3 separate regions of the Homo sapiens genome follow, and all the other regions are linked to region 3. Evidence: chromatin contacts called from ENCODE Hi-C or POLR2A ChIA-PET data. All regions are on one chromosome and are shown on one strand. The core of a region is the stretch at or near the end of the contact, and the rest is flanking DNA. Distances in the headings are between cores, read along the strand shown.

Region 1 (3,404 bases), core at 716-3,215, 390 kb after region 3:
AAAAGTACCTTCCCAGCAGCATCCAGATTGGTCTCTGACCAAACATCTGGGCACCATAGCCCAGCCAAGTGGAGACTTCAAATTAACCTCTGTCAAGGGTGGCCCCCAGAAGTGTGGTTCTAAACAAGGCAGCAAGGGGGAGAGCGGGGGTTGTGGGTGGGAAGGAAGGTCTGTCAATAGCAGCACCACCCAGTTCAGGAACAAAAAGCTGCTGCCTGGTTGTTAACCTCTGAACTCCATGGCTGCAGCCCCCAAGTTAAACTGCTCCTTACTAACTGCAAACCAAACATGACGTCAGCCTGCTTGCAGTGCAGAGGCTGCAAGGAGATAATATTTATAGAGAATTCTTTGATTTCCTGGAGAAAGGTCAGAATCTGAATTGATGGGAATATAACTTCAGAATATGTAGACTCTTGCCGGGCGTACTGGCTCACGCCTGTAAGCCCAGCACTTTAGGAGGTTGAAGTGGGTGGATTGCTTGAGCTCAGCAGTTCAAGAACAGCCTGGGAAACACGGTGAAACCTCCTCAATACAAAAAAAAATAGCCAGGTGTGGTGGCACACTCCTGTAGTTCCAGCTACAGGTTCTGGGACTGTTCTGCCCACCTCAGCCTCCCAAAGTGCTAGAATTACAGGCATGAGCCACTGCACCCGGCCTGTTATGTGGTTTCTTAAGAAGCTACTCCTCCAGTTCCGGCAAGGCGGCTCATGCCTGTAATCCCAGCACTTTGGGAGGCCGAGGCAGGCGGATCACCTGAGGTCAGGAGTTCGAGACCAGCCTGGCCAACATGGCAAAACCCCGTCTCAACTAAAAATACAAAAATTAGCCAGGCGTGGTGGCATGTGCCTATCATCCCAGCTACTCGGGAGGCTGAGGCAGGAGAATTGCTTGAATCTGGGAGGCGGATGTTGCAGTGAGCCGAGATCACTTCACGCCACTGCACTCCATCCTGGGCAACAGAATGAGACTCTGTCTTGAAAAAAAAAAAAAGCTACTCCTCCAGCATTTCTTAATTATTTCCTGAGTGGTCCCTGGAGGTTCCCTTTGTCCCTCTGGGGATGCTTGAGTAGTAATAATTGCCCTGCCTTGCGTTAATATTGAACGTTCAGATGGCTTCCATGAGCATGATTCCATTCTACTTTTTACATGATCGCCCCAGGACTATCACATTCAGGTGGTCCTAAATAGGGACGGTTTAACCGTTAAAAAAAAAAAAAAAATAGAAGTGTACCAGCAGAATGAGTATGATTGCAAATAACAGCAAATATCCGCTTGACATGGCTTGAGCAATAATGTATTTGTATTTAGTGGGTAGTGGCACATGCAGAAGTGAAGATAGGGGATTGCCAAGTCATTTTTTTTTTTTTGAGATGGAATCTCACTCTGTCGCCCAGGCTGGAGTGCAGTGGTGTGATCTCCGTGCTCACTGCACCCTCTGCCTCCCAGGTTCAAGGGATTCTCCTGCCTCAACCTCCTGAGTAGCTGGGATTACAGGTGAGCGCCACCACACCTGGCTAATTTTTGTATTTTTAGTAGAGACAGGGTTTCACCATGTTGGTCAGGCTGGTCTCGAACTCCTGACCCCGTGATCCACCTGCCTCAGCCTCCCAAAGTGCTGGGGTTACAGGCATGAGCCACCGCACCCGGCGAGTACCAACTCATCTAAATGGAAGTGTGCTCAGATAGCAAGCAGGAGACATGGACTTCTGTGGCTTCCCATGATAACTGGGTTATGAGGACCAACTTTAAGCCTATATGTCAATCAGTTTATATGAGGTTGGACTGATTTCTACTGTGTGCAGCCTCTACAGGAGCATTTATACTGGTTTCCTTTTTTTTTTTCTTTCTACCTGTAGATATCTTTAAGATAAACAAGCTGAACACCATTAACTATGGTAACCTCTGCCATGCTGTCTCTGTTCCTTGAGATCAGATAGAGCCCGGACAGCAAAGAAGCACGTGGCCCTGATATTAAGATACAAGCATGCCAACAGCTTGCATTAGTATTTGTGGAATGGATGAGTGAGTCATGATATATTTCCCCAAGCTTCAGCTGGGTGTGTTTTTCATGTAACCATTACTCATAAAGTGTAAAGGTCAATTATGTTAGGAAGGAAGGAATGATTTTTGTCATCCATGCATAGGACACTCAGGTATGCTTCCCTGAGCTTCATGGAGCATGGTTCCCTGAGCTCACTCCTGCAAAGGCCACGCCTATTCATGAATGTTGACATTAACCAGAAGGTAGGGACTGTATATGTGAATTGAGCTTAAATCTGAGCTGAGGAATTCTATGACAAGTAACTTCAAACACGTCACTGAGTTTGAGTTTACCATAATGCATAAGACTATTTCTAAAACTTGTAATTGCTTCTGTTTATTTACAGAGTTTGATGCATATTTGAGCATTTATTTACTTATTCAAAATTCAAAAAGTTCCAAGAAGTATAAAAATGGCTGAACAGTGGCAAGAATTTTAGAAACCATAGAAAAAAACCCGACATTATTAGGGAACAAAACAAATAGACTAGGAGATAAAAATGAAGTTTTGTGTTGCAGAAGCTGGCAGGGATCCCCAGTGAGAGAAAAGAGGTATCAGGATGAGGAGAATGATAACCACAGCCTCATCACATAGGAGAGCGGCTGCTTCCGTCAACAGGGTGTGTGCTCACAGCTTCAGGTCTGCACCGCACAGCATGATGCTGAGACAGGAGGTCAGCACGTCACATAATTACAACTATATTCTTGTAGATGGCAGGATAATGGCATCCCCCCACCCTGCCCCCAAAAGATGTCCATGTCCTAATTTCAGGAACCTATGAATGTGTTATATGACATGGTAAAGAATTAAGTTTGTAGCTGGAATTAGGGTTGTCAATCAGTTGACCTTAAAATAGGGAAATCACCTGGGTTATGCAGGTGTACCATCACTAGGGCCCTTAAATGCGGAAGGAGGCAGAAGAGACAGGTGGGCGGGCGCGGTGACTCACACCTGTAATCCCAGCACTTTGGGAGGCTGAGGTGGAGGATTGTTTGAGTCCAGCAGTTTGAGACCAGCCTGGGCAAGATAGTAAGACTTTGACTCTACAAAAATAAAAAACTAACCAGGCATGGTGGTGCATGTCTGGGGTCCCAGCTACTCAGAAGGCCGAAGTAGGAGGATCACTTGGGCCCAGGGGGGTTGAGGTTGCAGTGAGCCATGCCACAATTTTGTCTGCACTGCAGCCTGTAGTGCAGAGCGAGACCCTGTCCCCATCCCCCACCAAAAAATAATAATAATAATAGACAGGTCGATGAGATGTGACAAAATATCAACCCTCTGTTAAGGCCACCAAAAATAAAAAATATTAAAAGGACACACAGCCCTGCCAACACCTTGATTTTAGCTCATGCCAGACTTCTGA
Region 2 (3,593 bases), core at 70-2,569, 280 kb after region 3:
GTAAGTGATATATGCTACTAGAGTTAGGGTTAGAGTTAGAGAACTTGAGAGGAACTTAACGGGTGCTATAAAAAAGGAACTCAATAGGTGCCATTCGGGTTCAGAGAAACAAGGCACAAACTCTGCCTTGGAGGTTAGCAAAGCCTGAGAATGAGAGTCTTGTCTACCAGTGGAGGCTCCCTTTCATTGCCTGCTTCTCAGGCAGAAAGGAAGTTTTCTCCAAAATAACACATGTGCCAAGCAAGGTGTGGACAAATAACCAGACAGCTCTGAGCATGCCCTGCATCGAACACTAGACCAATTGCTTATGGTTGGAAACAATTGAGATCAGACCCAAGGTTTGACTCACATAGGAACAAGTTAACTTCCTGGGATCCAGGGCAACAGAATCCACCTTCACCTCCAGTGGGCCATCTTGCGAAGGAAAGCTGTTGGACTCTAAAGGTGCAGTGGGGTCGGTCCATATCCATGGCCAATCCTGAGTGAGGGCCTTGCTGATGTGGAGAACCCCAGCTTAGTCACTGAGCAGGCATCTCCTTGTCCAAATACCAAGGACAGACACCGCAGGCCACCGACCACTGTAACAGCAAAATAAATTTGTTCCAGGGAAAATGCTAAACATGTGACTGATTTTTTTCCTGTAGTTCTTAAAAAAAAAAAATTCCCTGTGCATCTTGATGATGCATCATTTGTAAGATGCTTTGTTTGCCTACAGTGGTGTCTGGTGGAGGACTAGGGATGGACACTCTAATTCAGAAAGTAAAGAAAAGTAATTGACAGCTTTCCTTCTGTAATTTTGTTTGAGTTCATAAAATAGAGAATTGCTGTAAGCCTAAAAGCAACTGATGGCTGACACCAAAATCGAAACATGGATATGCTCAGCCTGACATCTTAGGAAGCCGCCAACGATACTGTGTGCAAGCCCATCACCCAGCATCTCCCTGGGTATCCCAGGCTTCTTAACCAGAGGAACTTGCACAGAGAAACCAAATTGTGGATGGTTACAGCCATGTGAGTAGGGCTGATCTATCTTTACCTGACAACTGCACATGCAAGGTTAGCCCTTGTTCTGAAGAGCAGATTCTTCTCTGAAATCTGATGCTCTTTGTCTGGACTTTTCAGAAGGAGAGAGAGCATAATGCTTAATTTTATAAGTGACTGATTTGAACTGTGTAACGTCTAGAGATATTTCTCAGAGGTTTACTATCGGTCACAAAAAATATAACATGACTCAGAGAAGAACTGATTTCCCTTTTTTGAAAAGTAGAGAAGCCACAGGGCAAACAAATGAGGCAGCTTCCCCTGGCTCATGCGGAAAGATTGACGTCAATCTCCAAGTAGCTGAGACAGCTCACGCTTGCTTGGGCTCATGAGGAAGAAGTGGAAATCTCTGTGCCACAAAACCCAAAGGCATAATGTCAAAACCCCATCTGTAAGCAGGAGAGAGCTTCAAGGCTGGATGGGCCATGGTCTGATTACAGAGCCAGTTTCACAAAAGACATGGGGTTTACAGCATCACAGGGAGAAAGAGGAGATCGTCAGTTAAATGAAAGAGAACAGTGGATAAAATGACTCTTTTAAGTGTGCTGCCTTTCAGTTCACTGGCTCACAATTTAATGGCAAATAACCAGAAAAATGCCACAAGTCGTCCTTGCTATGAAGTCTCCAAACTCTAGCTAGGTTTAATGGTGCAACATCTGCATATTTGTATTAGTCTGTTTTCATGCTGCTGATAAAGATATACCTGAGAGTGAGCAATTTACAAAAGAAAGAGGTTTAATTGGACTTATAGTTCCACATGGGTGGGGAGGCCTCACAATCATGGCGGAAGGCAAGGAAAAGCAAGTCACGTCTTACGTGGATGGCAGCAGGCAAAGAAAGAGAATTTGTGCAGGGAAACTCCCATTTTTAAAACCATCAGATCTCATGAGACTCATTCACCATCATGAGAACAGCTCAGGAAAGACCGCCCCCCACCCCCATAGTTCGATCACCTCCCCTTATGGGAATTGTGGGAGTTACAGTCAAGATGAGATTTGGGTGGGGACACAGCCAAACCATATAAATATTCCAGCTGCCACTTTGCAGAGTAAATGGTGAGAAGTGATTGGAATCTGGATATAGAGTGCAGGTCAAGCTGACAAATTTTGTATATGGTTTACATGTAGAGCATGAGAGAAAAGAGAAGGCAAGGATTACACCAAGGCCATGACCTGAACAGCTCTTGCCTCGGTGCCTCCAGGTGTGTGGGATGTGTTTGCTTTCTGCTTCTACCTTTCTGGTGCTACTATCAACTTTTTGTCCAGGAACCCCTTGTCTATGGAGTTGTGCCTTCCAGTGGTGTAGACCATCTGCTTCTTCTTCCCAAACCAGGAAACCGAAATGCCACAAAACAGCGCATGCCCTTACTGCGTGTGAAGTCCTTCGGCATTTTATCTTCTCTTCCATTAGTTGTATTTTTTAAAAAGTTTCTCAAAATCCACTACACAGATTCTCTATCCTCTATCGAGTCATGACCCACAATTTTGAAAATCACTCTTTCAGACAACACTGTATGAGAATATTTTTCCTGCTTGAAGCCAAGGGAGAAATAACACTGCTTCTATCCCCAGGCACACTCTAAAGGACACTGGAGAAAGGGGACAGAACCAGCAGCAGGTGCCCACACGTCAGGAAACACTCATCCGCTGAAACAGCTGAGCTTGCCTGGAGATTTGCAAGCAATATATCCAGGAACAACTCCTGGGCTTTTCTCCTGCTGAGCTCCCAGGATCACTCCCTTAGACTCAAATTGTCACCCCCAACTCGCTGTGGTGGCTGCATGGTCCAGATGGCGCTGCACCAACCACTCCTCTGGGGCTGGGACTCTAGGAAGCAAGTGACACACCTTCTTAAGACTAACCCGCAGGTCGGCTTTCTTATTTTTTTTTAAGCAATAATCTCTATGGAGACACCAACAGAGGGTAACAGTAATCATCAACAGAGAGAAGGCTTCGGAACACACAACACTTTCAGAATATGACAGTTTATAATGTCTTGGCCCATATCTACTGTGAAGCAGCAACATCAGTCTTCCAGCCTCTGACCATCACTCTCCTTTGTGAAGGCCCAGCAAGGAGCCCTTTCTAGTCCATGTTGATCAGCCACCTGCCTTGAGGAACTCGATTTAGGCTGTTTTATAACCATTGATTTGTGTTCATTAACTTAAACCTCGTCTCTTTTTAATGGGTTCTTCTATTAGTCTTAATAGTTTTTAATTTGTAATTAAAGTTTCCTAGAGTCACAAATTAAATATCATATCACAGGCAAATATAGATCATTTTGTCTTCTTGACTTAAAAAGTTATACCTTGTATTGCTGTTTCTGGACTTATTTCATTGCCCCGAACTTTTAGAGCTACATTAGACAATAGGAAATGGCAGGTATTTCGGAATTTATTGGAAATGCTTTCAACTTTTCTTTTCTTTCTTTCTTTTTGAGATGGAGTTTCACTCTTGTTGCCCAGGCTGGAGTGCAATGGTGTGACCTTGGCTCACTGCAACCTCTGCCTCCTGGGTTCAAGCAATTCTCCTGCCTCAGCCTCCCAAGTAGCT
Region 3 (3,076 bases), core at 101-2,600:
AAGGGAGTCACATTTGGTTTCTCCTGCTGGGTTACCGTGGGGATGTGAGTGCTCAGCATAGTCCTTAGCCCATGAAAACTATCCAAGTGGTTGCATCAAAATTGGGGAATACTTTGGAAATTATTCATCTCATTTCTTTTTTGTCTCTTTGAGAACATGACATCACCTCTAGTTGGCCCAGGACCTCCATCTGCCTGAGGGTGGGAGAATGGAGCAGAGATTAGAAGTGTCTCAAAGTCACACAGGGAGGCCAACATAATTTTCAGTTTCTAACGTGCAAAATAGGATTAGGCAGCAGGAGGTTAGCTTTGAAATACAGAATATTCTCTTGAGGTGAAATTACAAGTTTTTTTATTTCCCTGTCTTGAGTATTCTCCCACCAACACCTTCGTGACAGTCTTCAGAAGAAAGATAAAGGCAATTGAGTGCATCTGATGAGAAGAAGCAAGGCAGTCATCATTATTTACATCTACGTGAGACAAATAAAAAGAGTTTAATGATTTCAGTCACTAAGGGCTAGGGGCCTCATTCAGAAGACAGTGGTTTTTGACCCCAAGACCTGCCCTTGTCACTATATTTTTCAATAGCACATGTTTGGAAAATGACTGCTTTAAAAATGTATATATCCTCCCAGGTTGAAAATAACTTCATGCTTCTTAGTAATTTTGGAGAGGTACAAAGCAATCCCAATAATTTGAAAGCATCACAGACTCTTTTAGAGAAGTTTTTGGAGTGCTTTCAATGGTTGAGCCCATAAACATGTCCACTGATTTACATTTTAAAAATGAAAGAGTGTTGTATTAAAATATTTGGATTCTGGTCACATAGTAAGGCTATTGTGCTTCCAGGGGTTAGCACAGGATCAGACTTGGTTACTGGAAGTATCAAAATTTGCAAATTATCCTTCAAATGAAAATTATTCAGTTCTTCAGGTTTTTTGCTTATGACTGGTGCATGTTTGCTGGTTGTGAAAGTGGAAACAGATACAGGATTTGCTCCCAGTCTGAGCATCTGGAGTTGAGTGGCAGGGAAGCTAATAAGGCATCTCACTGCATTCTTCCCTTTTCTTCCTGGATGGATGACATGTGTTAATGTTCATGTAAATCCTTGCCCCACTTCACTCTAAGAGCTGAAGCAACCACTTAAAAGTCTTTTGTCTGTTTGTTTTTCTTTTTTCTTTTCCTATTTCTAAGTAATAGACTCATACTGCTAGTTTTGATTGTTTAGCATTTGTGACTTCCTATGGTGAAAGAATAAAGACTTAGTCATTTCATGCCCTGTTCCCAACCCCACCTTCATCCTCCCAAGAGAGTCATATTATAGTTTTTGTTATTGTTCAGTGTTTGTATTATCATGACCAGAAGTATTTTTCACAGCAATACCGCATTTCCTTTTGTGGTTGTCATTAGTGCTCACTGACAGATATTTTGTTCTTAACTTTTAAGGTACATAGCAGGACTTGCTTTCCTGCTCCCTTTGAATTAGGTAAAGTCATGTGACTAGGTCTAGCCAATGAGCTCCAGGCCAGAGCATGTAATTACTGGTGTGAAACTTACCAGAGCTCTCTTTCTGTCTGGTATTGCTAACTACCAATATTCAAGAAATTTATGAGTGATGCTAGCATAATGGTGGATTGGAAGATCCAGACCCTCCTTTTACCCATGCACACACTGATTTAATAATAATACATGGGGCAACTTCCTTTCTGAGAAGCCCAGAAACAAATAACAAGAAGTTCCTGCATCTGAGATGGGCATGAGACCAGCTGCATAAAAGTCAGTAGGAACATTCAGGGCACTTTTCTTGGCCTTGTTCTTCCCTTCAGTACAGCACAAAACAAATGGGTAAAAAAACCCAAAACTCCTGGCTTCTTCCTTAGGAGGTAAGGAATTGAAGCGTGTGTCTAAAGGTCCAGCTTTCTGAGTGGCTGCCTGAGGGACTGGTTTCTGTTTGCCTGAATGTAAGCACTGGCAGGAAGAAGCACGAGGCTGGTAGGGACACTGAAAATAAAGGCAACAGTTTGGACTAGTATATACTCATTTACAATAGCCCCTCCTCCTGGCTCAGCAGAGAATGAGTGGGTGAAAACTCTCAAATGGTAATTTCTCCCTGGGGAAAGAAATTGTTGGAGCACGGCATTTTGCAGAGCTGCCTGAAGTACTGATTTCTGTCTCATCCAATTCAGGGTGCTGATGGGACCTAACATACTCTAGATTCCTGGTGACTACTGAAAAAAAAAAAAGCTGGAGCACATGCTGCTGCTACAGAAGACCCAGAGTACAGCAGGTAGACACCAGAGGAAGTAAGAGATTATGAGCATATGAAGATAGAAACAAGCAAATTCTTCTAATTAGAAATTTACACACACTCGCCAAGAGAAAATACATCCATAGAAAATTTGAGAGACCTCCAGATTTTCTACCTGTGCTAATTGGCGAAGGTCTTTCCCTGCATGAAGCCAGTCTGTGAATAATGGGAAAGGTGCCTGTTCCTTTGGATTTGCAGATATCAACTCCAAGCTACAGAAACATAAAGAAACTGGAAAATATAGCCTAATCAAAGAAACAGAATAAATCTACAGAAATTGGCCCTAAATAAGTGTAGGTATACAAAACACCAAACAAAGAATTCAAAATAACCATCATAATAATATTCAGTGAGCTCAAGAAAACAGTGTTTGAACAAAATTTGGATCTCAACAAATAAATAAAAAATATGAGAAACAAACAGAAATTTTGGAGCTAAAGAATGTAAGTGAACTAAAAAATTCATTAGAGAAGTTCAACAGTAGACGTCATCAAGCCGAAGAATAAGCTAACTCAAAGACAGATCATTTGAAATTACCCAGTCAGAGGAGCAAGAAGAAAAAAAGAATACAAAAGAGTAAAGAAAGTCTAAGGGACTTATGGAACACCATCAAGTAAACAAGGCTATGCATTATGTGAGTCTCAGAAGAGAAGGAAAAATGAGCACAAGGCTTATTTAAAAAAATAGTGGCCAGAACTTTTTAAAAATTGAGAAGGAAAAGGCACATCCAGATTTAAGAAGCCCAGTGGTCTCCAAATAGGATAAATTA

The links. A loop is a pair of places that touch in the nucleus more often than their neighbours do. ChIA-PET counts read pairs that join two places held with the same protein, here RNA polymerase II (POLR2A). Pooled maps may share reads with other maps.
Region 1: a loop to region 3 is called in a map of natural killer cell, with 3 times the contacts of the local background. The contact joins two enhancer-like sites. A Hi-C loop is called at or near these places in 1 of 168 maps with a recorded cell type or tissue (natural killer cell) and 6 of 50 pooled maps. POLR2A ChIA-PET finds 5 or more read pairs at or near these places in 1 of 52 experiments (activated CD4-positive, alpha-beta memory T cell).
Region 2: a pooled map shows a loop between it and region 3 (5-fold over the local background). The contact joins two enhancer-like sites. A Hi-C loop is called at or near these places in 2 of 168 maps with a recorded cell type or tissue (CD4-positive, alpha-beta memory T cell and natural killer cell), 1 of 37 single-sample maps with no recorded cell type and 6 of 50 pooled maps. POLR2A ChIA-PET finds 5 or more read pairs at or near these places in 4 of 52 experiments (CD4-positive, alpha-beta memory T cell, WTC11, activated CD4-positive, alpha-beta memory T cell and 1 more).

Annotation. Positions count from the first base shown.
Region 1 is chr2:234,420,391-234,423,794 of GRCh38, forward strand. No RefSeq gene overlaps it. Among named protein-coding and RNA genes, the nearest start is that of LINC01891, 33 kb to the right of the region's middle. Within about 2 kb of position 1,966, at least 11 of the 41 ENCODE cell types and tissues checked have a DNase peak (open chromatin) inside an H3K27ac peak, as active enhancers do; they include natural killer cell, where a contact is called at or near this core.
Region 2 is chr2:234,307,657-234,311,249 of GRCh38, forward strand. No RefSeq gene overlaps it. Among named protein-coding and RNA genes, the nearest start is that of LINC01891, 150 kb to the right of the region's middle. RefSeq lists an enhancer at 1,387-1,526. Within about 2 kb of position 1,320, at least 5 of the 41 ENCODE cell types and tissues checked have a DNase peak (open chromatin) inside an H3K27ac peak, as active enhancers do.
Region 3 is chr2:234,031,286-234,034,361 of GRCh38, forward strand. No RefSeq gene overlaps it. Among named protein-coding and RNA genes, the nearest start is that of SPP2, 18 kb to the right of the region's middle. Within about 2 kb of position 1,351, at least 2 of the 41 ENCODE cell types and tissues checked have a DNase peak (open chromatin) inside an H3K27ac peak, as active enhancers do; they include natural killer cell, where a contact is called at or near this core.